Regions from separate parts of the Mus musculus genome. Here region 1 is linked to region 2. The links are chromatin loops, found by intact Hi-C in ENCODE. Cell type or tissue: heart. All regions are shown on one strand. Links, peaks and the distances in the headings refer to the core of each region. The heading gives the core; the rest is flanking DNA. Region 1 holds the start of Nudt9 (nudix (nucleoside diphosphate linked moiety X)-type motif 9). Region 2 holds the start of Klhl8 (kelch-like 8).

Region 1 (15,784 bases), core at 3,007-11,006, 130 kb before region 2:
GGCCTTACTTACCCACTGGGCAATCTCACCCCAACACAAACAAAGTATTTTTAGTCTTACAAGGCTTAGATGTCTAGATAAATTCTTACTTTCAGCCATTAGTTCCTTTAGTAAATAACCACTGAAAAGATACATTTTAATCCTTTTTATAATTTATTCAGTTAATGACTTCAACCTTCAAGATAAAGTTGTGAAGCCATACCTTTAATTCCTACACTTACTAGTTGTATGCAGATTGCTAACAGTCTTTCCCAATTTGAGTTCAGTGAAAATGTGATCACTTCGCATATATAAACTCTGTACCTCGTCTGGCTTTACGGTTATACTCTGAACACCTCTCTTCCCTTTGAGACTCGGCCCCTTCACCCAGCACCTACCTGGGTCTTCCGTTTTCAATCTCATACAGGCCATTCTGGCTCTTTCTCTCAACATGCCCGTCCTTTTCATTAAACTTGGGAGAGAAGTTGCTTTCACTGCAATGGGAATGACAAGGCACATAGAGCAATGGTGAAATGTCACCCGCAGCTTAGAAATATAACTCACTGCCACTCGTAATAAATGCAGAAACAGTAAAAATATTTAGGACTGAGTTCTGATTTACAAATCATCTTATTTAGTCAAAAAAAAATCTTTCAGCCAAAGCAGAAAAGGATGTAGTGTTATGAGCTGTGGTATGCTTCTTGTAAGGAGGTTGGAAGCCCTCCGACATGAGCAGAAATGTCTGCAATACAGAACTGTCTGTGGACACACTATGCCAACTGCTGGCTCTCACAAGATTCCACTGCAAGATCTCTCTGAACACCGTGACACCTCTACTGTTCCAAAGTGACCCTGGCTACTTTAATTTAATGCATATTGATTGGTTAATACTGTCAAGTATTCATATTCTCAAAATTCACAAGGAGTGAATTTATCCTACCAACTATAAAAGAAATATGATATTTAAAAAGACATAATCCTCTGGAAATGCTGGAGATCCTGGACTGAACCGCAATATTTACTGAGCTGCACCTGCACACTTCAGAAATGAGCACTGACTACACTTATGTCATGCCTCAACAGAAACACTTTGTAAATAAACAGTGTTAAGAAACTTGCAAATAGGCCAGGCATGGCACACACCTTTAGTCTCTGTTTGGGAGGCAAAGACAAGGGGATCTCTGAGTTTGAAGCCAGCCTGGTCTACAGAGTGAGTTCCAGGACACCCAGGGGTACACAAAGAAACCCTGCCTTGAAAAACAAACAAAAACAAAGCAAGCAAACAAACAAAACCAAACCACCTTTGCAAATAGACTCAGAACCCACACAATGCAATGAACTTCTATACAGTTAGCAAAAGCATTCAGAACAGAAGCTGTGAATTTTTATATTACATTTACACTTGCTGTTTCAAATACATTTTAGGTACTTATCTACCACCCAAGCCCAAAACTCCATGAGAATTAGAAGAAACAAACGAAGACTAGCTGTAAGTGCTCTTTTGTAACTCTGTCTGCCACTTGCACCCGGTCCTTCCCCATCCCTCCCCGTCCCTCACTCTCAGCCTTTCCTCTTCTCTTCACTCCATAGCGCCCCCTACATGGACATCCGGTAGAAGACAGACTGAGCGTGAGGGAGGCCTGAGGCTCCTCCTACAAGTTATACAGCGCAGGCGTCACCAGGCAAACAGTGTTGCTCCCTTTGCCTTTTTCATTGACAATCATGTAAATATTTTGGGTACAGAGTGATGATCTGATACACATAAAACTGATTTTAATGTGATGACCACATTAGAGTCATTAGCATCTTCATACACATTTGCCATTTCTTCACATAGAGAATTTCTGAAATTCTCTTCTCTAGCTCCTTATAGAATGTCTAACAAAGTATTGTGAACAGCAACACCCACTATGCCATAAGACAGCAGAACTTACTCTCCCTTCGGCCTGGACGTGGGGAACTGCTGGCTATCCAGTGGTCCACTTCTGCTTCCTAGCCAGTAGTTGGCACTCTCCTAACATCTACCTCAATCTACTGGCTTGCTTGACTTTCGTTGTTAGACGTGCTGGGGTTGGTGTGTTAACCCCAATGGTGGTCACTCTCAAGAGTCTCATCTACTCACTAAAGAGCCTCTTACTGGCTTAAACTGACCAAACACACCGGGTTGCTGGCCAAGCTCTAGGATTCCACAGCCCTGCCTCTCCCGCGTTGGGGTTACATGCCAGCCTCCTGGCTTCTTCCATTGGTGCTAGAGCCCAGCTGCTTTCACAGTAAGCACTTTACCTGAGCAACACCCCCAGCCCGCGCCCAGCCTAAAATGTCAGACCAATGGACGGTCTGCTTCCCAGATATGAAAATAAAAACAATGTTCATAAGGACGGTATGTAGTGACTAGCTCATGGTTAATACATTAGAAAAGAAAACATCACCATTGCATGGTCTCAGTATTGTAGAACCTACAAACCTGGTCTTGAGGAGACTGAGGGCAGTTTGGAGGTCCCCAGAGCCTAAAAATAGAACAGGGCTTGGGGGGAATGTGGGGACAGCCCACTCAAGGGGCACTGAGGAATACTTACATAGGGTTAAGGGTCCTGGTACTATTGCACACTACAGTGACTTCAGAGTAGCAATGGACTATTGCAAAAGGCTAGAAGAAATTATATGGGATGTATTCAACTTAAAGTAAGGATGTGTGAGGAGAAGGCTATGTTTGTGTAAGCTGATTCAAATGTGCACGTGCATCAAAGCATCAATACGTGCAGTCTTATAAACTTAGGCTGAGAACTGACCGTAGGGGAAGACCACTTGGACGCTTAGCAATGCCTGGCAACAAAATAAGTAAACTAAAATAGTTAAAATAAAGAGAGTGAATAAACAACTTTTAAAGATAACTTTTAGATTGAGTTTATTTTATGCTTATGAGTGCTTTGCCTGCATTTATTAAGTGCTCCATGTGGGCGTCTGGTGTCCATGGAGATCAAAAGAAGGAGTTAGAGCCCCTGAGGCTGGAGTTATGAATGACTGAGCACCGACATGTGAGTGCCGGGAACCAAACCTGGTCCTCCCCGAGAGTGACAAGTCCTCTGAACTACTGAGCTCTCTCTCCAGCTCCTGAGTGCTATTCTAGAAGGAAATCATTCTACTACGGTGTTATATTTATCGCTACAAGAAACATAAAAGCAGGCAAAGTGGGAATGACATTTCTGAAAAGGCATGAATGAGGTTTTGGTTCTGTGGGAGGGTTAATTCTCAAGATCTGCTGTCGGGCTCAGTGACCACAGTTAGTTAGTTCTGAAGACAACACCTGAAGCTTGCTCAAGCCAGAGCTCGAACGTTCCTACCGCAGGAGACGTCTACGGGCTAGAGATGGCTATGTTAACTGTTTTACTGTGGTAATCATTTCACGATGTATGCATGAATCACATCACTGAGCTGCACATACATAATAATTTTTGTGATTACAGCTCGGCAAAGCTGGAAAGAGAATATAATCATAAAATAGGAAGCAGCCAAGCTCTCGCAGGGACAGAATCAAAGCACTGCCCTCCTCTCTCTTGCCCATCTTTCCATGCTCACAAGCTCATCCTTGGATTATGGTCATCTGGAAAAGAGTCTGACAAATGTTTCCACAACCTCGAATACCAGGCCTAGCTCTGCCAGAAACAAGAGGTGCACAACTGTTAACCCAAAAAGAACATGCAAAAAAAACCAGATACCACCAGTTGTTATTACTCCAAAACAAACAGCGGCGATTCCAAATAGATTTGCCCATTAGGGGAAGTCCTCACAAAACTTGGCGAAGAATAAGCAAGCATGGACTGGTCAGTTTGGACAAGTTCAAGCAAAAGCAGAAACTCACTTGCAACAACACCCAGCATGGATTGACGTGATTTTTTTCAAATATCAAATGATAACTTAAAAACCCTGGCTTTCCGTAAGTCTGCTCACCTGATCTGAGGGTCCGCCCACTGGGGTCCAGCCAGGACAGAGACCGCGGTGTACTCCACTGGGTTGTAGTCCTGCCACTCAACGAGCCAGCCCACCTTCTCATTCGGAACCTGACTTCGCTCGACTTTTGAACCTGGGTAAGGAGAAGTCCGGGCCTTGTTGTGGGAATTCTCTTTGGCACCATTAGAACCAGACATGATGTTGGCGTTAAGGTGGAACCCACAGGTTGGAAATGTGTTTCTAAGGAAAGGAAAAAAAAAAAAGATAAACATCTTATAGACATTCCAAAAGCATATGAATTAAAGAACCTAGTTCAAAGATCCAGAAACATTTGTCAATTTCAAAACCCTGTAAAAATCAGAAAATAACACGGCAATGACGATTGCATGTGTGTACTGCTCTTCCAGAGGACCCAAGTGTGATTCCCAACACCTAAGCCACACAGCTCACAACCACCTATAACTCCAGCTCCAGGGTATCCAAGGCCTCTGACCTCTAAGGCAAGCTGTTTGCTGTCATCTCATTGAGAGACTCTCAAAACCCTGCTGCTTCATTTGCATGCGCCCTGCATCCACAAGGCAGGCCCAAGGCCCTAAGAGGCTGGGAGCAAGTGTGAGGTAGGACAGATGACTTGTTAAGTAAAGTGAAAGTTACAATCCCTGGACAAGCCACCAGATCAAAGCCAGCCTGGCCTGCTCAGGAAGGCTGCCTCACAAACAAATGAAAGTGGTAGGTTTTCACTATTTTCCCATCTGAGGACAAGCTTGCTTCAGCTGCTCTAGATCTGGAAATCCAAGTTACAAATTCTTTGAAAAAGGAAAGTCTTCCTCACTCAAACCTAAGTGTGTATAACACATGTATTTGTCAAAATTAGCTGGAGAGATGACACTTCTGCTTGGACAGCTACTTAGCCAATTACTAGGGACTAGAGCTCAGAGCCCAGTACCGATGTAAGAAGCCAGGAGTCCCACACACACCTCTGACCCCAAGGATCCAGCCTAGCCAAAAAGACACAAGCCCCAGGTTCAAGGAGAGAATCTTCCTCAAAGGAGTAGGCAGACGGTGAGTAATAAGTCACCAGCATCGTCTTCTGGGCACCGCATAGGTGCGCACACACACACACACACACACACACACACACACAACACCCATAAATATTTTTAAAAAATAAATAGCAAAATATAATCAGACTATGCATCTTCCCCACAGAGGAATGCTAATCCACTCACGTCTGCTGTCCATTATGGGACCACGCTGGCTACTGGAACAAGAATACTTACTATGTACATAATCAGAGCCTAAATCTTTTTTATTGAATTACAGGACTGTGCCATCAACAGAAAGGAACTAGGAAATTATTAAAATGCATCTTACAAAGCAAAGACCAGTTCCTAAGACTGGCAAGAAGGAAAGGAAGGAAAGGAAAGGGAGAGGAGGGGGGGGAGGGGAGGGGAGGGGAGGGGAGGGGAGGGGAGGGAAGGGAAGGGAAGGGAAGGGAAGAAAGAGAGAAAAGAAAGCCGGGCATGGTGGCGCACGTCTTTAATCCCAGCACTCGGGAGGTAGAGGCAGGCAGATTTCTGAGTTCGAGGCCAGCCTGGTCTACAGAGTGAGTTCCAGGACAGCCAGGGCTACACAGAGAAACCCTGTCTTGAAAAACAAACAAACAAACAAAAAAAAAAAAAAAGAAGAAAGAAAGAAAGAAAGAAAGAGAGAGAGAGAGAAGAAAAGAAGGGAGAGGAAAGGAAAGGAATCCAATAGCTGCATGCTGCTATGAACTGAAGAAAATCTTCAATACCATAATTTATAAGAGGTAAGTGTACGCCTGCAAGTCACTCTCCTAAGTGCTGGCAATACTGCCCACTCAACTGACCCACACAAATCCTTGCTTTGGAAATAATTCTAATATTTCCTGTTGCACCTCAGCTTAATTTTTGGGTCACACATGTTACATGTGAGCACATGAACAAACTTATGTCACTGACAAAACCTGTTGAGAAACGGAAACCTGACTTTCCAGGTTTTACTAATAAAGATCTTTGAAACTACGTAAATCACAAATTCTAACTACAAAATTCTAACTCCTGTGCCCTGGATTTCCCTCCATTGTTAGTCACAAAATTGTTTTTAATATGTTTTTATTCACTTATTTTTAGAAAATTCTATACATATAGGTGTATCACACTGGAGATAGGAGTGAATACATACACATAAACGTATTTTGATCATATCCGCCTCCCAACTCCTCCCAGCTTTCCACCCCATCAGTCATGTTCTCCTACATTTTTATATTTTATTTTTGATTACATGTGTGTGTTCATGCATGGGTCCTGCACAGGGGCGCAGAGCTGACAATGGAGCAGGAGTTTACACCTGACCTGGCAACCAAGAATGAACAGGGATCATCTTCCAGTCCATTCGAGCTCTTAACTGCTGAGCTATCTCTCCAGCCCCCTCTTCTGGCTCCTTCTGTTTCCTTTTAGATAGCCTTTTAAGATAGTCTAATTAGTGCTACCTACATAAACATGGGCATGGAAGGTGATCAGTGGATGAGGGGCCAAGCTCCTAAAGAAAACTGTAGTCACAAAACTCTTGAAGTTACACGTCTTTTGTTTCTCGACAGATGTTTTACAATCATCTGTCTAGACCAGCAGGCACTCAACAAACACTTGTTGACTTAGCTTTGGGTTTTTCTTTGGAATAAGCAGTTTCAGTTCTGGATATACTTCTTTAAGTGTTCCTTTCCCTGTCGTGCTAGAAATCACCAATGAGCTTTTCGTTGTTCTGGTAACAACCAACAAAAATGCCATTAGTGACTTCCAGAGAGCAGGAAGTTCTCCCCTCAGCAAGCCCCACTGAAGAAGGTGTATAAAGGGTGTTAACCCACACCAGCAGAAAGAGGACACTCTGATTGAGGGGTTTTAAGCACTGTCAGGAAAGCAGAAAGGGGATGGCACCGTGGGGCCTACAAACCACAGCAGAAGTAATTCTATTTTCAATGAGGTGAAGGAATATGTCACTCCTGTTTGGGAAGCCCACAGAAATTCCAAACTCGGTCTCACACGGAGCCCAAATTGCCAGGGAACTAACCTCTTTCCTCTTCGGAACCGAAAGCTTGGTGAGTTTGCCTCCTAGATAAAAGTCAAGCTTGAGGCGTGGGTGGTATGTGTTTTAAGGAAGACACTGGTGTCAGAGAACTTAACAGAACCAAACTTACAAACTTTCCAAGTCACTAGGAAATAAAGTTGCGGCCACCTCGCCCAGGAGAGAAGGGAAAGAACGAGGTTCCCAGTACTGAGGCACTTGTGCGCACACTTCATCTCCAGTCTACCCAAAAGCCAATAATCAGCGCCTTCCAGCGCACAGAAAACACTGTCTGCTACTCAGATTAACAGTATATATTAACAGTATATTCCATTATATGGACTCGGTATCACCTCTAGCACGGAGCAACACACCATAAATGCTCTTCAAACTCTGGTGATCTATGAATTAGCGTTGGCGCCTTATCTGGATGGGCAAATTAAAAAGTCAGAGATCGAGAAGGGTCCTTGCTATTGGCTTCCCAAAATCCAGTACTTCAGCACAGCCTACATAACCTCTGGAAAAGGAAGGAGGGGATCGCAGGTCCACCCGAGGTCTCGGAACCGCAGCCCGTCCTAGAATCGGGGTACCTGGGTGCGGGGACGGCGCGGCAGGCTGAGGACCGGACAGTCACTGACGCGAGGGCCACCGAGAGCGACACGGTGGCTACCGCCTGCCCCAGGGAGCGGCCGGCCATCGGCGCCTGGCGCCTGGCGCGCGGCCCGCGAGGGTTCGGAGGTGGCCGGCCTCGCCCGGAGCCCCGCCTTGAGCCCCGAACCTGCAGCCAGCGGGCACTAGGACCCGGCCGCGCTCCCCCAGCGCCGCTGGCCGGCGGCGCCAGCAGCCCCACGACGTACCCGACGCGCGACCGCGCTTTACGGCCACGCCGCAAACTAACCTGTGTGCCAGGCCTCTCCGTCTGCGCAGGCGAACTGGAGTGCCGCGGCGCGGCAGGACGCGGAGACCCAGAACCCTGAGGCTGAGCGGAAGGAGGGTCAGGGGCGACCACGTGCTTCCAGGAGAGGAGGGCCGTACGGAGGAGTCACGTGAGCCATGCGAGGTTTGAGAAGACGTAGGATGAGTCAGTGACGAGTCTTGAAACACCTTGGTTTGGTTTCCAGAAGCCAAGTAACTTGCTTTTCGAAACTTGCCCGCATACCGGATTCAGAGACCGCCTGTGAACAACAAAATGTGGGCGTCCCGCCGGTCACGTGATCAGGCCAGTCACGTGACCCCTAACCCTTAAGGAGGGAATCCCCCAACCCTGGAACGCAGCCTGGGCTCCCCAGAGCCCCCTTCACGGTGCTGTCCGTGGTGTTGGTGACTCTGATAAACCTCTTGTCCAAAAGGAAAGCCGGCCTCGGTTTCCCACTTTCGAACCCCAAAGCCAAAACTTACAGACAAGCTGTGAAAGTGGCACGCGGTCTGGATAATAACGAACGAAGGACTAAAGTTAGCCAGATTGAAAGTGGTAAAGCCAGGCGTGCATCGCGGCTTGCACTCCAGGTTTCATTCGTTTAATTGTTGATGAGACATATTCTAAGCCTATCATCAACTTTGGGCCTTGCAAAACACACCGTATGGCGTTGGCTCTTAAAGCCAGGCCAATCAAATACTAACAGTATCCTGAAATCCACAGCACTCTTGGGATGGGACAGCAAGAAAAAAGGACTGCACAGTAACACTTCAGGGCGTTGCCTTCGTGACTATACTACACCCCTTAAAATGCCCGCTTAGAAAAACTAAAAGTATGGGAAATTTCCTCCCCACCCCTGCCCAAACCTGGTGACAGATAGGCAGATCCCTGGAGCAAAGTAAAGATTATATTTTCTTTCTCTGCACTTTGGGGCATAAGCCTACCACCCCACAGTTTCCTGGAGATGTGGTAGACATGTCGTTGAGGTGTGAGCGAGCACTCAGGAAGATAAATCACCTTGGGCTCCAGCCCCTTCCAGAGATGGTTGTTTTCAGCTTGCTCCACTGCTCCTGTCATAAGAAACACGTTTGTTTCTACACACACACACACACACACGAACACCTTAGATCCTTCAGCACCATTCCCCGGCCTTCAAGATCCCTATTCTTTTTTTTTTATTTTGGTTTTTTTTTTTAATGAAACTAGAACCCAGTTCATAATGTAGGCTTTCCTACGGCAGCAGTAGCCAATAAAAATCTTTCCTTGTGACTTTAACTAGTATCCTCAAACAGGCTAGTGGTTTTGGTTTGGTTTTGTTTTGTTTTGTTTTAAGATTTACTTACTTATGTGGATGGACAGGGGTTTTGCCTGAGTATCTGTGCACCCCAAGTCTTTAGTGCCCGTATAGTCCAGAAGAGAACTTTAGATTCCTCAAGACTGGAGTTACAGGCGACTGTGCACTACCATATAGGTGCTAGGATTTGAACCCAGGTCCTCTGGAAGAGAAGCAAGCCAGTGCTCTTAACTGCTGAGCTGTCTCTGTAGCCCAGGCATTGTCTTTGGCAGCTCTTTCAGATAGCATTTTTCTTAAAGTATTGTTGATATAAAAAAGCATAGTTCACACCTTAAAGGATCTTAGTTTCTTCTGGAGCAAAATATGAATTCCTCTGGTCCCAGGAACACAGATTTTGGTTACCCCAGATATCATGTTATAAAGTTTCAATAGCAATAGCAATAGAACAAAATCCTAAATTAAGACATTTTAAATACATGAGTGGAAACATCAGGTAAGCCCAAGTTGCAGCAAATTAGTGAAATCTCTGATAAAGACCTCAGATGTTATCTGATCTTCTTTGGGATAGAGTCTGTTTATGCATTAAAATGGGATTTATATAATAGTCACAAGGAAGGCAGTAAATAGCTATTTAGATATTTTGACTCTAGACCTGCAACATTCCAACTCTTCACAGTCATTGATTTCTAATCAGTTAATCAACCCTATAGAATATTAATGTAGTTGTGACATTTTTCTAGGAATATCAGTTCAATGTGCATTTGAAAGCAGACCCTAGTAGTTTATGAATGTAAATTCCAGCTCTCTGGAAGCTGGGGCAGAAGGATCAGAAGTTCAAAGCCAGCCTGGCTACATACAAAACTTTGTCTCAAAAATTTTTGTATTTAAAAAATAAATACCAAACTGGGCATGGTGGTGCACACCCTTAATTCCAGCACTCCAGAGGCGGAGATAGATATATCTCTCCAAGTCTGAGGCCAGCCTGATCTACATGGAGAGTTCCAGAAAAACCAGCGCTACATAGAGAGACCCTGTATCACAAAGCGCTGCTCTCTACTAAAGGGAAATAAATGAATGATAAGCAAGTAGTAACATCAGACTAGGGGGAGTGCTCAGTGACTGAGCATGGAGCTTCCTCATCATGCACAAAGCCCTGGAGATGCCTGGTGGACATCTTAAGAGATCAGAAACTCAAGATCATCCTTGACCACAAAGCAGGATTCAGAGGCTATGCTGCCTCAAGAAAGGAGAAGGAAGGGCTGGAGGAGAAGGGCAGGGGGGTGGGGGGGTGGGAGGCCCTATGAAGGAATAGATAATCTCCTGTGGAGGAAAGTTACTGGTTGAGGAAGAAGTCACTTTCCATTGTAAAAGAAGTGTCTGAGGCTTTCCTGAGGCAGTAATGGTTGGCATAGATGGAAGGATATGAAGCTACTAGCCACTGGACAAACTGGGACAAGAACAGTCCATCTAAGAGGGCTGTAAGTCACCTGCTCTGGGGTAGGAATGCTTGCCTTCTAAAGAGGAGGGTGGACACAGTGAACCATTGTAATCAGAAGTTAAAAGAGGGAAGCCAGGGTGGACACCAGCAGCTGCTTCCCAGCTGTGGTTCCTGTGGAGAATGCCTACAGTAGAAAGTAATCTCTCCTACACTCCCTGCGGCTAAGGGGCCACATGGCCCTCTGCGGTCAGTGAGATTAAGGTGTAAGCTATTTGTGTGGATCTTGTGATCTTGTGAGGACCTGCTGTTTCCCTGGTGAGAGAGAGGGTCTGACTTGCTTCACAAGTACTTTCTATGTCCATGCTTATCCCTGCTGGGAAGGGGTCAGCTCACCTAAAAATGGAGCAGCTATCTGACTACCCTGTCAGAAGCTGTGCCAAGTAGGGTATAAGAAGGAAATTGAGAGTTTAATGGGTCCTGGAATATTTGCCTCAGGCCTGGACAACCTGCCAAGAGAAAAGAAAACAAATTTCTACTTGGCTAAATCATGGATTACATACACACACACACACACACACACACACACACACAAAGAGGCAGGGGGGAAGAGAGAGAAATTCTGACATGAGAGTGAAACATTTAGTGAAGTTTTTCTAGATCCTCATGCTCTAAAAGCCATTAAGACCCCACACGACAGATTTAGTCTTCACAACATAGAGAAGTGGCTGGGAATGGTAGTGTTGCTTTTAATCCCGGCAGAAGCAGAGGCAGGCAGATCTGTGTTTAAAGCCAGTTAGGGCTAAATAGTGAGATGCAGTCAAGAAAAAAGTTTAAAATGGATAAACAGAATTTATCATGGTAGGACTGAGAACCTGGTATTCAGCTTTCCATGAGCTCAATGAGATACATGAACACATGGGAAGGGTTAGTCTGGCACAGGGTTTCCCATGGCTGGTTGGCCCTGTTGCTCTTGGGCTTGTGCCCAGGCAGCACGCTGTGTGCAGAGTACAATCAAGTTTCACTTCATGGCTAGGATTTGAGAGAAGAAGGGGCTGGGGACAAGGCTCTACTACCCCTTGAAGGGCAATGGCCAAACCATCCTTCCAACAGGTCTGCCTCCCTGAGGTTCCGCCATCTCAGTAGCAGTGCAGTCTGGGGACCAGGCTTGAACATGGGCCTCCTGGGGACAGTGACTGTTTTCTTGGTGTATCACTTACTCCCACTTCCCCTCTGACATCATGTACCAGGTCAGACGCTTCCCTCTCTGCCCCATGACGAAGAAGACTTTCCTCTTACCTACTGTGTTCTTTAGCTTCGCACCCACAGGTTCTGGGTTTTGGTGAGTTCATGGGCAATGAAAGAATTTTTTTAAACTTTCACTTAACAAAGCTTGGCTTTCAAGATTAATTTTGTGCTAGAGACTTGAAAATCCCACTTGACAGTCAAGCCTTTGTTCTAACTCATATCTTTCTTTCCTCTGAAACACTGCAACTATTATTTCAATGGACAGAGTGCATCTGGCAATAAGATACAAAAATATTTTAAAAACACATCTAGAATATTTCAAAAAATTACTCCCGTGGTATTTTTCATTTTGATTATGTAATTTGAGCAAACTGTTTAACCTCCCCATGTCTGCTTCTTCACCTGTAAAACGAGGAGCTGTGATGGTCAGCACAGTGGAGCAGTGAGAACCAAGCATAACAGGTCATAAAGTGCCTAAGGAATAAATACCGTAGGAACTGGGCTTTTCAGGAATGTACAGTATCATCTCTACAGACAGCCATGCAGCTTAAGTGCTACCTCACTCTCTAGGACTTCTGCTGTGGTTTTCCCTGGGGACAGGGGGGAGCCAGAAAGAAGGATACAGACTCAGCACCAAATTGTACGTTAGGTAACTTGTTCAGGTTCATACAAAATACCTAATAGTTTGAAAGGGCTAGGGTGTCCATTTTCTTTTATAACCATAACAAATTGATAATTTGAATCAGAAATTTATTAGCTCACAGTTCTAAAAGTCAGAAATCAGTTTTCACCATTCCGAATTCAAGATGGCAGCAGAAACTCACTCTCAGGAGGCTCTACAGGAAAATCTATACTTACCTTCTCTACTCTCTAGGTCCTTTACTACCATTCCATTGCTTGTGGTCACATGACTCCAGTCCCTGCTGTTGTGTTCAACTGCCTTCCACTTTTTCCATCCTGGCAATCCAGGATAAAAAGCCCATCTCAGCATCCTTAATCACACCCATGAAAGCTATGACTTCTAGGACAGTCAGGGCTATACAGAGAAACCCTGTCTTGAAAAACAAAACAAAAACAAAAATTATTGAGCCGGGCGTGGTGGCGCACACCTTTAATCCCAGACTCGGGAGGCAGAGGCAGGCGGATTTCTGTAGGCCAGCCTGGTCTACAAAGTGAGTTCCAGAACAGCCAGGGCTACACAGAGAAACCCTGTCTCAAAAAGCCAAAAAAAAAAAAGCTATGACTTCCATATCAGTAAATATTTACAGGGTCCAGGGATTTGTGCCTAGTACATTTGGGGATAGTGTTTCAGCTTACTATGCCATGATTCAAATTTAGATTGAATAACTAGAAGTTTCGATTCCTAACCAAATATGTGTGTGTTCACTATTAAACACTTGATTTCTGTAAGTACTGTAGCAGACAGTGTGGATGTAAACTGAGTGAAATCAATCACACTAGTTGATCAGGCTACCCTACAAACCAGTGGGCTAGTGAGGGGAGAGATAGTGGTTTAAGAAGAAAATAATAGTCACACAAATAAATATCAAGTCTCAAGCATGACATATGTTCTGACTAAAGAGTCGTGTTGCTCTGAGGAGGGATGATGAGAGAGCTGTCATGGCTGGGGAGGTTCGCTCTAAGAAGCAACACTTACTTGAGACCTTAAGGAAGGGTAAAGATCACTGGACATAAAGTAGAGAAAATGAAAAGCCTTGAACAGTTTGTGCTGCAGAAGACGCAGCACATTAAGTGCTCAGAAAACCAAGTTCTCTCTTTCCCTCTGTTCCTTAAAGAATGTGCTAGGACATTGCTGGCGAGAGGGCTGGGGCTAAGAGAAATGGTTCCTTTTCTGGAGGAGCTGGGTTCAGTTTCCCAGCACCGCATAGTCGTAGACAGCTGTCTGTAACTCCAGTCTGGAGGGATCCTAAGCCACCTTCTGATCTCATAGGGCACCAAGCAGGCACCTGGTATACAAATATACATACAGGCAGAACATCCATACATAAGAATAAATAATAAAAGTGCTACTAATGAAAAAGAATCTACTAGAGCAGTTGCAGGGTTAGTCAGTGCATTGCCAATACAGGGTGGCTATACAATATCCCCTCCCCTAGAGTCTTCCTAACCAGTACAGTGTGCCTGGAGAGTACCCGCCCCATAAGTTTTTCTAACTTGCACTGCAGCACCCCACACAACATTGTCCCAAACATTCATAGTTGAGTAAATTTTAATAAGTATGTACTGTTTGTTGCCCAAGCAGAGCCGAAACCAAAAAGCAAATCCTGAGCGTCCCATGCCAAGAAACAAGTATTTTCCCAGTTACATAGCATTCTAAGATGGAACACATCAAGGATATTCAAAGAGCCCAAGAAACACTCTGTAACTAAACAAATGAACAGCCTTGGTTCTCTCTCAGAGTCGTTGTGAGGCAAGACAGACTCATTCAAGGACAGTGTTTATGGTGTGTTGCTATGTGTTGCAAGAAAGAGATTTCAGGAAATGCACTTTTGTAGTTGAAAATAAGTACTTTTCAAGGTTTTTATCAACATTTCTTACATGAAAGAAATAAATTTATTTAAGCAGCTAGTTGGAAATAAATATGCATGAATTTTGTTTTTAATAATTTTGTTCCCTGTAGTGTGTGTTCCATAAGGAAACTCCCATCGATACATTAAGATCAACTAAAAACTACATCGTAATGCCAGGCATGGAGCCTGTACCTGTAATTCCAGCAGCCAGGAGTCTGAAGCAGGAGGAGGATGATATTGAGGGCAGCTGGGTCTGAACAGCAAGACCTATTTCAAAAAAGACTGGCATCACTTCAGCTATTTTGAGTATATACGGTTAAATGGAGCCATAAGCCATGTGTAGTATATGACCTATGTGAATACCCAAGAATTATCTTAGAGGACTCCTATTTTCTAATCTCCACATGTAAGTCATTAGCAGACTCTTATTGCTCAGATTCATTTTCACTCTGTCTACCTCAGTCACCCTAGTCAAACCTATCATCAGCTTTTTCTTGCTCTCCTGTGATTATTTTTACTTGTCTTCCATGTATATAAGGGCATCAGGTACATGCAGTGCCCATGGAAGCCAGAAGAGGACAGCAGATCCCCTGGAACTAGAGTTGTAAGGCATCATAAAGGATCTGGGAAACAGCTGAGCCATCTTTCCAGGCCCCTCTCCCCCCCCCCCACCCCACACTCCCACACCCCGACTTAATGATTTCAGATGCACTTAGAATTCAGATAGGGGTCCTTAAAGTGCTTGCCATATGACCCTGGACCTATGTAAAGGTGGAAGGAGAATCAGCTGCACAGAGCTGTCCTCCACACATGCACAGCAGCTCACACACAGACACACGATTTTTGAAAGTGAAATCAAATTACCACAACTTGTAAGATCGTGCATACTCTGGCCTCAGCTTCATTTTAGAACTTCACTTTATGACACTCACCGCCTTTATCACTATGTCAGCCAGGTTCTCTCTTATCGCAGCTTTTTTATCTAGTAACTGCTGCCACAATCAGTTTTGCCCATGCCTAAACTTACAACACACCAAACTCACCTGGACAACATATCTATCTGCCATAGGGCTTTTCTAATGCCAAGGTTGTAAGATACACCCACAAGGACCCGATATGATTATGTTAGAGGCCATCTGTCCTCCTGGAAAGTGCAAAGTGGCCAGGCAGTGGTGGTGCATGCCTTTAATCCCAGCAGGCAGGCGGATTTCTGAGTTCAGGGCCAGCCTGGTCTACAGAATTGTTCCAGGACAGCCAAGGCTACACAGAGAAACCCTGTCTCGAAAAAGAAAAAAATTCAAAAGAAAGAAAGGAAGGAAGGAAGGAAGGAAGGAAGGAAGGAAGGAAGGAAG
Region 2 (15,784 bases), core at 3,997-11,996:
ACCTTGGAGGAGGGAGCTTTTTCTTTGCCTGATGGCCCTCACTCTCGCTGGCAAGTCCATCTGTCCTGCCGCTCATGCCCTCCTTCACTGGTTAAAAGCCACTACTTCAGGGTTTTGATGTGGACTGAAAACTGGCAGCTCTCTAGGACTTCCCCATGTCCCTGGGGACCTCAGCACCAGATTGGGACAGCTGAGATATCCAGCCTTGAGGCTGAGCTACTCAGTACTGGATCCTTAGCCTTTCTGTCAGGAGAGGGCCATTGCAGAACTCAGACCACAGCCTGTCAGCACCTCTAATGACGTGCTCTCCCCCTGCCTGTGTCTCTGTCTGTCTCTGACTCTGTCTCTCTGTCTCTCTGTGTATCTCTGTTTCTCTCTGACTCTGTCTTTGTCTCTGATCCTATCAGTTCTGTTTCTTTAGAGAATTCTAACACCTAGGAATGTGTAACCACACAAACACACATATATTTCATTTTTCTTTTCTATTTTTCCAGCTAAACTAATTTAAACAAATAGCATTCCTCCTGATTTACGGAGAAGTTGTTCAAGAGACACATAGGATGATTTTGTTTTGCTTTGATTTTTTTTCCCCCCTGGAGACAGATTTTTCACTCCACGTCCCAGGCCATGTGAACTTTAGATTCTCCTGGCCCAGTCTCTCAAATGCTGGGATTACAGGCGTTTAGGAAGTGGCTTTATTTTTGTTGCCAAATTTTGCAATAATAAGCAGTTTGCTTCTCTAATGAGTTAAATCATCACTAACGCTACTTTAAGCTCTTAGAAATCTCTGTGTAGAGGCCGGAAAATGACTCAGTCAGCAGAATGGCTGCTACACATAAAAAGGAGGACCCAAGTTTGGATCCCTAACATGCAGTGGAAAGGCTGGGTGTGTTCGTGATCCTTGACCGGCCAGATGGAGCCATGAGGTCCCCAGAGACCACTGGGCAACTAGTCTTGCAGAATCAGAGTCCCAGGCTCAGTGAGAGACTCTATCTTAAAAAAGAAAAAAAGAAAAAAGAAAAAAGAAAAGAAAGGAAAGGAAAAGAAAAGAAAAGAAAGAAAAAGTGGATGTGTTACAGGAAGACACATGATAGAGTCCTCTGGCTCAACATTTGTACACATATCTGTATGCTCACCCCCCCCCCAACACACACACATTTTTTTTGTTGTTTGTTTGGTTGGTTTTTTAAAGACAGGGTTTCTCTGAGTATCCCAGGCTGCCCTAGAACTCACTCTGTAGACCATGCTGGACTTGAAATCATAGAAATCCGGGCTGCCTCTGCCTCCCGGGTGCTGGCATTATAGGCGTGTACCACCACCATGCCAGGCCACAGAATGTCCTTTAAAACTTCCCCCAGTCGTATAAAGTATGTGAGAGATGGAGTATAGCTGAGTAACAGGGAAGTTATCTGGTGTAAGCTGGTCCCAGGGCTCCATCTCCAGCACTGGCATAAAGCCATCATCCCACTACACACCCCCCCCCCCCCATCACACATACAGACACACAAACAATATACCACTACTACTACAGGAGTAGTAGTAGTGATAGTAATAATAATAATAAATGCTATGCAAAGATATCATGAAAGCAAAGGAAAGAAGTACTGCCACCCAGAAGTCACACCAGGCCTTAGCTGCACGATAAAAGCAACCGAAGGAAGGACGGGTTTGCTTGGATTTATAGTTCCAAGGTGATCCTTCTTGTGAGGGAAGTCTCAGGGACAGGAGCATGAGGCCGTGTGTCCATATTCTGGAAGCAGAGATCAATGGATGCCAGTGTTCCGTCCATTTCTTATTTCATCTGGGAGCCCCGCCCACGGAATGATGCAGCCATATTGTGGGTCTCCCCCTTCAGTTAACACAATCTAACAATCTAGAAGCCTCTTCACAGACGCTGAGAGGCTTTGCCTTTTTGGTGATTCTACATTCTGTAGAGATGGCAGTCCAGACCAACATCATCACGTCCGTATACATTTCTACCACGACCCAGGTTAATACACTACACCAGAGTAGTCACGTTTCCGTAAGGAGCCCTTTGTGGTAGAAGGCTGGCTCTGGGCAGCAGCAGCTTCCTTAGATTGTCCAGGGAGTGAACCTGTGGTGACGATTTAAGAGCTTTTCTTTGGGAAGAGATTTTAGAGGAACCGGTGACAGAAAGAATGGTAGAGAAAGAAACACGGAGCATCGAGCATTGGTACTGATTGCTTGCTGGTTCAAATTTCGCGCTGGACACTGGGTTTGGTCCCTTGACAAACTCTAGAAAACAGCCCACAAAGAACCTGGGAGTTACCTTCTCCAACAGTAAGTTAAGGGCGGTGACTCTTAGTCACCGGCTCCTTTTGCCCACTGGTTGAAAGTGGTTTTGGCGTGGGAGACCAGAGAAACTTCCCACCATTCTTTGTCTTCTTTTGCTCATATGCTAGTTTGGCAGACAGAAGAGCCCTTAGGTAGAGTTGCGTTGCCTGCTGGACGGGAGTTTAGCTTCTCCTTGAGTGATCCACCCGTGCCCCTGGGTTTCAGGAATGCTTCTGCGACGACAGCATACAGATCCTAACAAGCCCGCTTGTTCTTTCTAAGTACTGGTTTAAAATGATTTCTCTCCCGCTCCCATAATTTTGTAGAAGTCCATCCAGAACGGGTAGTGAGAAGGAATTAAGGGGGCGGGGGGGGGGGGGGCTAGAACAATTACAATTGAGTTTAAACAGGCTTGGCACAACAGTTGGTGTGTGGAAATAGAAAATATGCTCAACTCTTACATTGTGGGTCCTGGATCTTAAACCTGAACGGACTACTTTGTTCAACCGAAATTCTAGAGAACAAGAGATTTCTTAGATAAATGAATTTATAGAGGCATTGAAGATGGTGGCCAGAAAAGGGGAAATGGGGTGGGCAGGGAGATCCTGTAACCAATCCCAGCAGCAAGGCATGGGTAGCAGTTGGGAAACTTCTGTGGATCTCAAAGAGAAAGTGTTTTGTAAAGCAAATGTGGGACAGGTACATTGTTAACCCCTAGAAGTGCTTGCTCCAAGCCCAAAGATTTATTTATTATCATATGTAAGTACACTGTAGCTGTCTTCAGACACACCAGAAGAGGGCGTCAGATCTCATTGCGGATGATTGTGAACCACCACGTGGTTGCTGGGATTTGAACTCAGGACCTTCAGAAGAGCAGTCAGTGCTCTTAACCGCTGAGCCATCCTCTCCAGCCCTGAGATAGGATTTTAATTAAGGCTTTACACACATTAAAGAACAGCAATTCTTAGTTGTGGGTTTCTCCCAGCCCGTAGCTTGCTACTGACTACCCACTCCCCATATTCCTGTGTATTTACAATTAGGACATCTCAGAAAAATATGTTCCCGTGCAGATCCAACCAATCAAAACAATTTGGAAAAGTGGGCTGGGGAGATGTCTCAGTTGGTAAAGTGCTTGACATGCAAGTGTGGAGCCTGAGTTCTAATCCCAGCACCACATTAAAAAGCTAGGTGAAGCAGTGTACACTTGCAATCCCAGTACTAGGGAGGCACAGTGAGGCAGGAGGGGGTCGACAGTCATCCTAGCCAAATCATTGAGGTTCACACTCATTCTCCAAAATTAAAGCAGAAGCAATAAAGGAAGACAGCCAATGCCAATTTCTGACCTCCATATACAACCTTCCTCCCTCACTCCTGCATGCACACCCTCAGGGGGGGAAATTTTTTCAAGAAGTTCTGAAGATCAGAGCTTAAGTCCACTGTATCCCGGACACCACACTGAATCCACAAGAAGAGTGAAGTAATGTTCAGATACAATCAGTTGTAGCTTCCTGTTTCACCAACCTTCAGGCCTTCTGAACAGGACTCTTTTCTTATCTCTACTCCTGGAGCCATACAACAGGGAGACTACTGTTTATATGCCGTTTACATTGTGTTAGAGTTTATAACCATTTAGGGACAATTTAAAGCGTACAGGTGCATGCCTGGGTTTTTCGCCAATGTATAGCATTTTATCCTGATGCTTGGGCATTGGTGGGGTTTGGTATCTGAGGCCCTCTTGGAAAAATTCCTGTGCAGACAGGGAAGGTGGAGAGAGCTGTGGTACAGTATCCGTGGATGTGAGACCTATAAAAGTGCTCACCGAGGAGAGCCACACACTGTTCCTTGTTTTAAAGTAGGTCATCAGCTGACCCCTGCGCCAGCCTGCAGGATTGCGTGACAGTTGGAAATGAAGGTGTTCTAAGTGATTAGCCCAACATGAGGAAAGTGTAATAGCGGCTGCTCTCCTACACTTCTCCAGATCCAGCCAGACCTTTCTCCAGTCTGCTTAATGTCACAAGAGCTAGAATTTTTGTAGTAAAGTAACAGATTTAGTCCTCCTCCTCTGGCAGCTGGGAGCAAATGTGTCACCTGAGGATATTGTGGGAGGGGGAGACGAGAGTGAAGGGTTTCTGTTCTAACCTCCTCCTTGCACAGAGCCACCAAAAGCTAAATTCTTACTTAGTGCACGCTCTAATCAGGAGGCTCCCTGCAGAGTGTTCATCAGCTGTTTCTCTTTTAGCTCCCCCTAGAATCCATTCACATCTTTATTAACTTTGTAGATTGTCTTAGTCAGGGTTTCTATTCCTGCAGAAAACATCATGACCAAGAAGCAAGTTGGGGAGGAAAGGGTTTATTTGGCTTACACTTCCACATTGCTGTTCATCACTAAAGGAAGTCAGGACTGGAACTCAAGCAAGTCAGGAAGCAGGAGCTGATGCAGAGGCCATGGAGGGATGTTTCTTACTGGCTTGCTTCCCCTGGCTTGCTCAGTTTGCTTTCTTATAGAACCCAAGACTACCAGCCCAGGGATGGCACCACCCACAATGGGCTGGGTCCTCCCCCTTCATCACTAGTTTAGAAAATGTCTTACAGCTGGGTCTCATGGAGGCATTTCTTCAAATGAAGCTCATTTCTCTGTGATAACTCCAGCTTGTGTCAAGCTGACACACAAAACCAGCCAGCACATGCATTCACCTGAGTGTTGAAAGAGCTTCCTAGCAGCACCCTGGGGAAGCGAGGGCAGACTGTAAGAGAATCCGGGGACAGCTGCTGAGCCCAAGGGAAAGGACTGGGTTGCAAAGGAGGGTGTGGTGGTGTCAAATGGACACTTATTTACAAGATAGGGTTTTTTTTTTCCTCCTAAAGAAAAATAACATTCAAGCTGGGTGTAGTGCGCACACCTGTGATCCCAGAACTAGGGAAATGGAAGTAAAAGGATCAAGATTCAGAGTCTTTGAGGCCAGCCTGGGCTACATGAGACCCTGTTTTAAAAGAAATGTAAAAGGAAAATGAAAGAAGAAAAATAGTATTTCAGATTAGAGGGGAATGTTTCAGGGAAAGGTTTTAAACATTTGGAATGGACTGAGGGAGGTCATAGCTTGATAGAGTGCTTACCTACCAAGTACAGGACCCTGGGCTCAGTTTACATACACATGTGCACACATACACACACACACACACACACACATGCACATGCAAGCACACACAGATGCATATGCATGCACACACACATGCTCATGCACAGTCACATAATAAGCACAGGCACACTTATATGCATACACCCACATGCATATTCACACTTGCACACACACATACTCGATTATGTACAAGCACACACACATGCTCACACACACACACACACACACACACACACAGTCCTGGGTGCCTTGGTGTGTAACTGGCTGTTCGCCTTGGGCTTGCAGCAAGGGTGATCACACATCTTCTGCTCAGAGCCCTCCATGGCCTCATTGCTTCTCAGCTTGACAGTTGTGTGTGGTGCCTCAACCGTCCAGGCACACACGCAATTACCCTCTAAGCTCGTATAACTCAAGTCGCAGCTAATGGCTGAGGGAACAACTGGAACCTTCCAAATAGGCTGAACAGCAGGCAGTTTTCTCCTAATAGTCTGTCTTTGCCTCTGAGAAAATGGGCTGAAAGGGCTCCCTCTGGCTCTGCTTCATGAAAAGGCAGTAGAAAATTATAACCTTTTTCAATTTTCAATACTGGTTTCTAAGTCCCAAAGGGGATTACTCAGGGGATGTGAAGGGCTTTCTTTGTCGTGTGAGCAAAGGTTTGAAGGGCTTTCTTTGTCGTGTGAGCAAAGGTTTCGGGTGTATGACTTTCAGATTGTGGCTTCAAATCACCCACTTGATTAAAGGGAAACAATTGCCTTATCTACAAAGATTGCAACATGAGAACCGCAAAGTTCCAATGCAAGATGATCAAAGTCAGGTAAATCCACACACCCTGCTACATCCAGTCCAGCGGCTCCTGCTTTGATCTCCACCTGGCTTTGGTTATGACAACTTCTTTCTTCACTAATAGTAACGGGGAGATCACAGAACAGAGTTGCTTATTACAAACCAAGGGAAATAGGAAAATGTAGCAGGCCACACGGTGATTTGGAAGCAGACATAGTTTGCTTATGCAAATGTTACTTTTTTATAACCGGATTTACAGGGCCTCAAGCATTTAATGGGGCTGTCTTGGAGGAGGTCACTATTCAGATGCAACCTTCAAGTGAAATTTGATACAAACTTCCCAATGTTAGTGTAGAACCCATTGATTAAGGGCAGTACACGTCCCAGGACTGCCATCACTTCAGATGCCAACAGCAGGTGCAGGGAGCCTCAGACCCCGCCCCACACTTCTAACCAATCAGGTGCAGGGAGACTCAGACCGCCACTTCTGACCAATCAGCAACAAGTTCAGAGGCTGCCACGACTTCCTTGTGTTCCGTAATTTCTTAGAATCACAAATCAGGATTGCACTATATTTATAATTAGGTTTTTAAAAATAAGGAACACAGTTGAATACAAGCCAAATGAAGAGACCTCATAAGGTGCGGTCTGGGAGGGTACAAAATGTAGAACTTCTGCGCTCTTTCCTCATGGAGTGAGGGTGTGTCAACCTCCTGACACACCACTGTGTTCTCAAACCGTGAAATGCAGCTAAGATTTGGAGTCCAGATCCATTATTGGACTTTTCTTAGGTAGACATGCCTGAGCTATGATTGCGCTCAAACTCTATCCCATTCTGTTCCACAAGGGTCGGGAGGTCAGGATACTATCACATGAGCAAGAAGAAATTCACATAATTTATCCTAACCTAATACCCAAGAGATTCTCCATGACGTACGTATTGCACACGTTTCTTTGTATGATCTTAAACCAGGTCCGGGTCTGACTGTATAAAACAAAATTCAGTGAATCCGTGGCTTTCATTGTCTAAACGGAAATAACGTAGGACTGAGATTCTGGTTCAAGGATCAATCACCGGAGACTCACAATCCTCCTATCATTTCCCGCCATCCTATGCATGACTTCCATCCATCCTCAAATACCACTATGCTCCAAGAGGGCTGAGATACACACACACACAAACACACACACACACACACACACACTAAAATCCTCCCAGGAAGAAAAAATATAAGACAGATATTTCCTCCCATAAGCTTGCTTAATTCCTTTTAAAGAAATTTTCAACAAAGTCTAATGAAACACCTGGCCTTCTGTCTCGTAGCCATCTGTACTTTGTAGATAATTGTAAGAAGGAATAAGAAGTGAACTTTTACATTCATCACTAAAAAAATGCTGGAGCTCTCTGACTGAGGAAAGAAAGCAAGGAGATGCAGCTAAGAAGATCTTTCTTTTATTTTTATTGTAAATTTTTTTCAGACATAAAGTGTATTATGAAGATGTAAATTTAATGCCCGAGAGTATGTCACATGGAACTATAGCTTAATAAAAAGGAGTGTGTTGGGCTGGTGAGATGGCTCAGTGGGTAAGAGCACCCGGCTGCTCTTCCAAAGGTCTGAAGTTCAAATCCCAGCAACCACATGGTGGCTCAAAACCATCCGTAACGAGATCTGACTCCCTCTTCTGGAGTGTCTGAAGACAGCTACAGTGTACTTACATATAATAAATAAATTTAAAAAAAAAAAAAAAAAGGAGTGTGTTCAAAGCCAGCTGTGGTCGTGTTTGCCTATATAGTCCCAGCACCCAGGAGGCTGAGGTAGGAAGGCTGATGAGAGTTTGAGGCTACACAGGAAAAACCTCAGACCCAGCAAAAGAAACACTTTTCATAATTTGGAAAACACGAACTTGAAACATATTGCTATGAAAACATATTGCCTGTTCCAACCATAAAGATGAAGAAAATGGTAATGGTTGTGGATGCTTTTAATCCTAACACTTGGGAGGCAGAAGCAGGTGGATCTTGGAGTTTAAGCACAGCCTGGTCTACAAAGTGAGTTCTGAAACAGTCAGGGCTACACAGAGAAACCCTGCCTCGGGGAAAAAAAAAAAGTGAATTGGTCTGGAGAGATGGTTCAGCGATTAAGAGCACTGGCTGCTCTTCCAGAGGTTCTGAGTTCAATTTCCAGCAACCACATGGTGACTCACAATCATCTGTAATGGGATCTGGTGCCCTCTTCTGGTATGCAGTTATACATGCAGGGAGACTATGGTATACATGATAAACAAACAAATCTTTAAAAAGTAAGTGTGAATGAAGTTTTGTTTTGAAGCATCTTAGATATGTTTCAAAAATAATTATTGCAAGTGATTTTTCTTTGTGTGCCTGTGTGTTCATGTATGTGCTCGTAACTGCTGAACAAACCTGGGGCTTGGCACAAACTAGGGAAATGCTCTACCACTGAATTCCACCCTGTGTCCAAGGCCCAGCTGTTCACTTTCGTATTGTCATCATTTTGAATGGGACGACAATTGCTCTTACTCTCACATTTTATATATTGCTCCAAAGAGAATTCCAGTTCCCTCCATGTGCAGACTGAGTCAGACGCACCTAGGCAGGGTCAGCAGGGTGTGGAAGCTGGTTAGACGAGGGCATGACAAAGTAGTAAAACTGAAAATAAGAAAAAAAAAAGTGACAAAAACCACCACCACGACAGATTAGTAACAAGTTAAAAATCCTGTCAACACTGGGGATTTCCAAGGAGCACAGCTGAAGTGCCAGTGGCCATCTCAAAGATGCTTCCTGTTTTAGTCTCACCCACTAACCTCTTGGTGAGCATGTCTTCTAACAGTGCCACCTCGTCCAGAGGTGTGCCCTTCACCGTTCACTCGGACCTTTATCACATTGTCTCTTACACAAGTATCTGGAGCCGCAGTGAGAACTAGCTACTGTCATTTACGAAGCAGAGCTGGAGAGCTGGGACAAGGTTTATTTAATAAAGTTACTTACTACCTGGCCCTTGACTGGACATGTATGCAAAACAATTAATTACTCAAAGCTGATGTGTATGCAGGCATCATTTATTAAGAACATAGTATGTATCAAGTACTATGTTTCTCTTTTCTGTCTAAGAAACTTGCAGATAAGTAAAAATTAATTAAAATGCTTGAGGATTCGTGTTACTGTAAGGATAAAAAGAGGGTCTCACTGTGGGGGGGGGGGGAGGCGACAAGGAGTGGGTGAGCCTTCCTGATTAAAAAGTCTAAGTAATAGCGGATGGTGGTTAGGATTCCACAGGCAACATGTCAAAAGAAGCAGAAATGATAAAGTCCAATCAGAAATGAAGGAACTTCAAACATTTCAGAGATGAGTGAAGATGAGCAGAGGGTTGTTCATTTATTTTGAGATTTGTGTATATCTTATTTTATGTATATGAGTGTTTTATCTGCATATACCTCTGTGCACCACATAAATACAGAGGCCCAGTAGAGGGTCTTGGATCCTTGAGAACTGGAGTTACTGCTTGTTGTTAGCCACCACTGAAAGGATGGGCAATGGCCCAGGACACCCCAAGACCGAGTTCTCAGCCAACACCAAGATTTACTTACCCCAGAGGGATGGAGGGCAGGAGATAAGAGACAACAACAGGAGAGGGAGGGTGAGGGAGAAGAGTACAGGGGAGAAGGGGAAGGGAACGAGGGGGGGAGGGAGAATGTTTGTCCTAAAGCAGGGACAAAAGACTGTCTCTGCATAGAGTGGGGACAGATGTGACCTATAGGAAAATGGTGTTTTGTAAGGGTAAGAGAGAGAAGCCCCGTGTTATGATGAGTTGGTTTGTTTTGATTGGGCAGGTGAGCCAAAAGGGACTTTTGGTTGCTGGACATCATCATTTCAATAGTTGGACTTTGGTCGTCAGCCTCAAGAGGGGAAGTGGTCAAATAAGGCGACAGACCTCGATGGCTGGTGTCAGGAATGCAATCTACTGGTTTTAGCAAGGCAGAAGAAATGGGAGACAGGGGCAAAGCCTGCCAGAGCCCTGCTCACCTTGCCAGGGCTGGCCAAAGTCAACCAGTAGGGTGCTGGGGACAGAACCTGGGTCCTCTGGAAGAGCATCCAGTGCTCTGAAACACTGATCCATCTCTCTAGTCTGATTTAAAGATAACTTTGTCAGATTGATTACATGGGTACCGGACAGAAAACTATCATTAATTTATTAGCATAAAATGAGCCACGGAGCCAAGGCCAGGAAAGGAAGACACCAATGTGTCTTGGAGGTAGAGCACAGGAGGTAATTGCTTTTTGTTTCCGTTTTTTTCTGTTTTGGTTTTTTTAGACAGGCTTTCATTGCTGTAGCCCAGGTTAGCCCGAGGTTATCATTATGTAGCCCAGGCTGGTCTGGAACGCTTGCTCTGCCTCCTGAATGCTGGGATTCCACAACTCCTGGTTCAGAGAAGTTTAAACAAGTAAGACTGGCATAGAGGAAGGGGATGGTCAGAGTCCATGAGTGGGCAGACAGGGATACAAGCCAGTGAGGTGCTGCAGCAGGGAGGTGATTGTCTTGATGGTTCATTTTCACGCTGAGACGTTCCGCAACTCTGTCCAGACTTTCCTGCTGCTGCCTGCAAGCTTCATCTCCTTTACAGATGAAGATGAAATTGTCTTCTTGATTAAGTTTTCCGAATCCATTTGCAGACAGCATCTGAAATGTTGGTGGAGGTTTAAAGCCTTTTAATCCAGGATTAGAGGGGGAGACTTAAAATATAAAATGCAAATGCCGACTGGGATTTAACATTACCGTTTATTCCCACCCAGTGCAATCAGATAATTACTCAGGAGGTGTCATCACATCCTTTCTGGTTTTAATTCATAGAGATCAGGGTAGGGGAGTCTAATATCCTCTGTTTATGAACCAGCTTGTGTATTCTCAAATGAAGCTAAGAAAAATCTCTAGATTTAGAAAACCACATGCTTCGTTTCTTTTTAGTTTATCTTCACTTTATAGATATGTAAAATAATTAGGTGAAATTGTTGTTATGGATGTATCCCTCTAAGGACAGGTCCTTGTCCTGGCTGCCCCGCTCCCTCGTTTTTTCCCCATTTGCTATGAATATTTAACTTTAAGATTTATTATTATTATTATTATTATTATTATTATTATTATTATTATTATTTTTGCCTGAACCCGCTATGCCAACAGAAATTCCTCTCTAGGTCCAGAGTTGTAGCAATTTATTCTCACTGTACCGAAATACGTGACCAAAACCACTTGAGGAAGAAGGATGGATTTGAGCTCTCTGTTTCAGGGGACTTCGGATCCTCATTTTCGAGGAGCCCTGCAGAAGTGGCCCTAAGGCAACGGTTCCCACCCGTGGGTGATGTTTGAGCAGGTTCTGGGACCTTTGGGGTCTAGCTGGCACAAGCAAACCAGTGCAAGTGAGCAGGTGATGACACCTGTCTCCTTCAGGCCCAGCTGGAGTCTCTGTGGTTTGCCTAGGCTGGATCCAATTTGTATCTTTATATCTCAGCCACAGGAACAGCTGACCTTATCTTCCTGCACCAAGCCACCTGGTCTATGGCTACATTTCGAATATGCTTTGAAGATTCTGGAAGCTTCAGAATGCCCTGGAAAAAAAGAGTTCAGGGAACTATCCTAATATATGCCCTTGCTCTTTTTCCCTACATTTCCAGCAACTTTACTGAGAGTTTGCCTTATCTCACCAGTTTATACTAGCAATTGTGTTTAACACTCGGTATTTAGTTCAATTACTTCCTTGCTTTGCAGACACAAGCTGTTTTGTATACATTTTGCAGAGCATGAGATAAAACTGATAGGAATAGCTATAAAATCTGGGATATTCCCCACGCAGGGGATGAATACTGGGAGGGATGGAAGGGAAACGCAGGCGCGCTCTTCAAAGAGGCAACAGAGAACTACATTTCCCAGAGTGCGGCGCGCAGCACGCTCGTGCCTCACCACCCCGCCCCGCCCCGCCCCGCCCCCGCGGCTCTCAAGAGCGCTCGGCCGAGCCGGGCACGAGCGAGCGGTCGGGCCGGTGAGCGCGTCCCCGGGGTGTCCAAGCGGGGCTGGCGCGGCGCCGGCGCGGAGCGGGTGTGGCGGCTCGGCCTGCGCGGCGGCCGCGGACAGAGGTAACCGCTGCGTTATCCCGCGCGCGGGTCTCAGCCTGGAGCGGTCACCCGCGCTCGCGTCGGTGAGGAGCTGCCGGGCGGCGCCGGCGCCTTCCCTCGGGGAACCGAAGGGATCCGGGCGGGCCTCGCGGGCCGCGCTGTCCTGAGCGGCGGCGCAGGTGCTCGGGGTCCGGGTTGGGCGACTTCAGGGGTGTCCCCCTCCCGGGGTTCGCGGGGCTCCTGCAAAATCCGTACCCGGCCGGGTGGCGCTGCTCCAGGCTGAGCTCGTGGCTTGCTCCAGGGAGGGTCCCCGATTTGTGGACACAGTTTGGGGTTCCCAACCGTCTCCCGGGCTTGCACGGCCCTGATGTTACGGTTTGGGGAGCTTGTTACCTTCCTTTTCCTGCAGGCAGTATTTATTATCATGCATTTCGTGGAAATCCTCGCAGTTTTGAATATTCTTGCCAACCTGCTTTAATTGCCTACCTTTATATTTTGCTTCTTACCTTAAGGTATTAGCGTAGGCAGATACTTTGGGCAATAGGTCTTACTTAGAACCTGGGTTGCCACAGTAATTAACCTGCCAGGTACACGTGGGTTTTTTTTCTTTTTTTCTTTTTTCTATTTAATGCTGTTCTCTCTCTCTCCCCGCCCCCCCCCCCCTCGTTAATTGTTTTCAGTCTTGTTTCCCCATCTTCCGTGAGCCCTGGCCGTGCTAAGGGGCGGGTGGGGTACGTTTAGTTGAGCAGAGACCCTCTGCTAGTGCTACCAGAGCTTGTGAACTGCGTGCAGGTAGCTTTATCATTAGCCTTTGCTTCTCTGCCTGCTTTCTCCTGGCACCTATTTTTTGGTTTGTCAGTCAAACCAACTGACCTACTTAAAACTTTAGTCATGTTGCCTTGAAAATACCAAATAGTTGGAACACAAGTATAAAAAGAAGTCACAAGATGCTGTATTCAGCTGTATGCGCTTGGATTTATATTCATTCTTATATTTTTCTACCCCTCCTCTCCTATTCTACCCCTCCCCCTCCACTCTACCTCCCACCCCCCAACCTTGAGCATGCCGGGAGAACACACTACTTACCACTGAGTACATCTCCAGTCTGAATTTTTACGTTTAAAACTATTCTTTTAGCATTTGATAACTGTTAGTGCTATTAATTTGTAACGTTACACATTCCTTAATAAATTCCAAATCCTAATTTGAAGTCACAGCGAAAGCTAACCAGAGTGTATAATTTCCCCATTCCTACAGAAACCCAACCTCCCTGTTGTAAAGTCCCTCGTGGTATCAGAACCTACACTGATGTTTCATGATCTCTCAAAATTCTGTCCTTTATGTTAGGGTTCAAATAGAGTGCTTGCCTAACCTGGGTTTCATGTCCAGCACTGCACAAACTGGATGTGTCGGTGTGTACCTGTGATCCCAGTACTTGAGAGACAGGAGAGCCAGAAGCTGAGAGTCATCATCAGCTACACTGAGTTTGAGACCTGCCTGGGCCTGTCTTGTCTCAAAACAGCAGCAGCAAAATCTAAACAAAAGGCTAAAAATGGGTATTTAAGCTTTTCCCCTCCTTCCCTTCTTCCTTCCTTTCTCTTCTTTCAGATTTTCGAGATGGCATTTCTGTATAGCCTTGACTGACCTAGAACTAGCTAGCTCTATAGACTGGCTGGCCATGAACTCAAGAGAGATCTCCCTGCATCTATCACCAGAGTCAGCATTGGCATATGCTACCACCACCCAGCTTAAGCCATTTCTTATGTCTGAATTTTCAACAAATAATTTATTTTTGTATATAAAGAGTTAAAAACATGAGCAGGAACAAATGTTTCCTAAAAAAACAAAAAGCCATGATTTTTAGTGGTAGGCTTTTTAGTATAATTATATCTTTCTCTGGAAGAAAGTTTTATATTAAGTAATGAAATAAGAGGAAATCGGATATTCAAATCTTCTAATTAAAAAACGTTTTTGCAGTGCTGGAGATTGAATACACTAATTGCTGTTTACTGCGTCCTGGGCCAGCATCTCATGTGTGGTCGGTCAGCCTGTTTGCTCTGCTCTGAGGAGGTATAATAGTGGACTGAGCTCAGGTCTGCAATTAGTTCTTGGGTTAAAATCCCTGCTCTCCACTCATTGGCTGTTTAATCATGGCAAGTTGTTATCTGAACCTGTTTCCTTAGCTGGGGAAGAGGGATAAAAATACCGCCTGCCTCTGTCTTCCCGGAATTGTGAGGATTAAGTCGTTATTGTATGTGGGGGCCATTTTACACTGCATATTCTTCCAGCCCCAGTGCAGTTTCCTCCCTGGTGGCCAGTGCTGTGTAGACATTGTTGCCTTCGCTTTGTTGCTGAGGGGCCGGTGGTGCAGGAGTTTTAATACTTGACTGTGCCTCTGCCTGACTCTTTGCTTATGATTTATTTAATTGGTCCCTGCAAACTAGACCTAGAAATTAGGAAGGACTGGTGACACCTTGGAAACTCCCCCACCCCACCTCCGACCCCCCACTCTGAACTCTGGTCTTCCAGGAGTCTAAGAATTAGTTCTGTGTCTGTCTCTGTTTGCTGGAGAGTAGGCCCGATTCAACAGATTCTCACTCAAAGTGGGTTGGAAGTCCTCTTCTTCTCAAAAGGTTTTTTTTTCCCTCTGTTACTTTGTTGTATTTTTGAGACAACATTCTGCTGTGTAGCCTGGGATGATTCTAAACTTCACATCCTCCTGCTTCAGCTTCCCAAGTTCCTGGGATTACAGTATTCACAATCACATCTCATAAAGTGACTGCATTTGGCTTGGCAAGAGTGTTTCGTGTTGATTGTGGGGCTTTGGGTAGACAAGCCATGTGCTGTCAGGCTATACCACACTGCGCACACACACACACCACACACACACACACACATACACACTGTACACACACACACACACACACACACACGCACACACAGGGAAAGAGGGAGATTGATTACAGGAACCACCGGCTTCAACTGTCTACAAGCTTTCTTTATTAGAAAACTTGCAGATTTTTTTTAAAAATGGGAGTGAGGTGGTAGAGGAGAGAAAATGAGATGTTTGAAGCAGATGGAGTCCCTTCCAGAGTGGGAGGTGTGTTGGTGATGGAGTGCCGCCTTCTGGAGGCAGGGCCTGGCCGACCATCACTCTCAGTAGACTCTTCCTACCTTGCCTGCCAGTTTAGATGAGCATTAGAGTAGATGATCCAGTACTGTATTACAGCCTTATTAATAGTATTATCTTAAATGCTAAAAGATAACTTGATTTATTTTAAAATTTGGATGTTCTTGTTCTCAGAATATCAAACGCTAAGAAAATTATTTTACTTTTCACAGAAGATATTTATGTGGCATGCTTATAATTATGCCATATTCATTTAAATTTAATTACACAATATTTAAATAAAAGAGTAAAGCTTTATTAAATCCTAATTGATGA

What was found. A loop is a pair of places that touch in the nucleus more often than their neighbours do. Peaks named below come from ENCODE experiments on the same cell type or tissue, not always from the same donor. Only the 100,000 strongest peaks of a DNase experiment are listed, where the experiment ranks them.
Region 1: it touches region 2 in a loop (2.6-fold over the local background); 5 of 42 quality-filtered maps call a loop at or near these places.

The regions. Positions count from the first base shown.
Region 1 is chr5:104,038,961-104,054,744 of GRCm38, reverse strand. It overlaps Nudt9 (nudix (nucleoside diphosphate linked moiety X)-type motif 9), which reads right to left and starts at 7,881. Exons shown (of 8, transcript NM_028794.4): 1 at 7,599-7,881; 2 at 3,928-4,167; 3 at 378-473. The coding sequence starts at 7,705. Mir5619 (microRNA 5619) reads right to left here and starts at 6,742; the gene lies at 6,682-6,742. It overlaps Gm52783 (a long non-coding RNA gene), which reads left to right. Exons shown (of 3, transcript XR_003955769.1): 2 at 1,405-1,468; 3 at 3,444-3,930. In heart, for the core only: no CTCF peak of the experiment used is centred there; a DNase peak (open chromatin) is centred at 7,874; H3K4me3 peaks cover 2,624 bases; H3K27ac peaks cover 2,310 bases.
Region 2 is chr5:103,907,692-103,923,475 of GRCm38, reverse strand. It overlaps Klhl8 (kelch-like 8), which reads left to right and starts at 12,217. Exons shown (of 10, transcript NM_178741.4): 1 at 12,217-12,360. In heart, for the core only: a CTCF peak has its summit at 8,465 (motif pointing left); no DNase peak of the experiment used is centred there; H3K4me3 peaks cover 144 bases; H3K27me3 peaks cover 513 bases.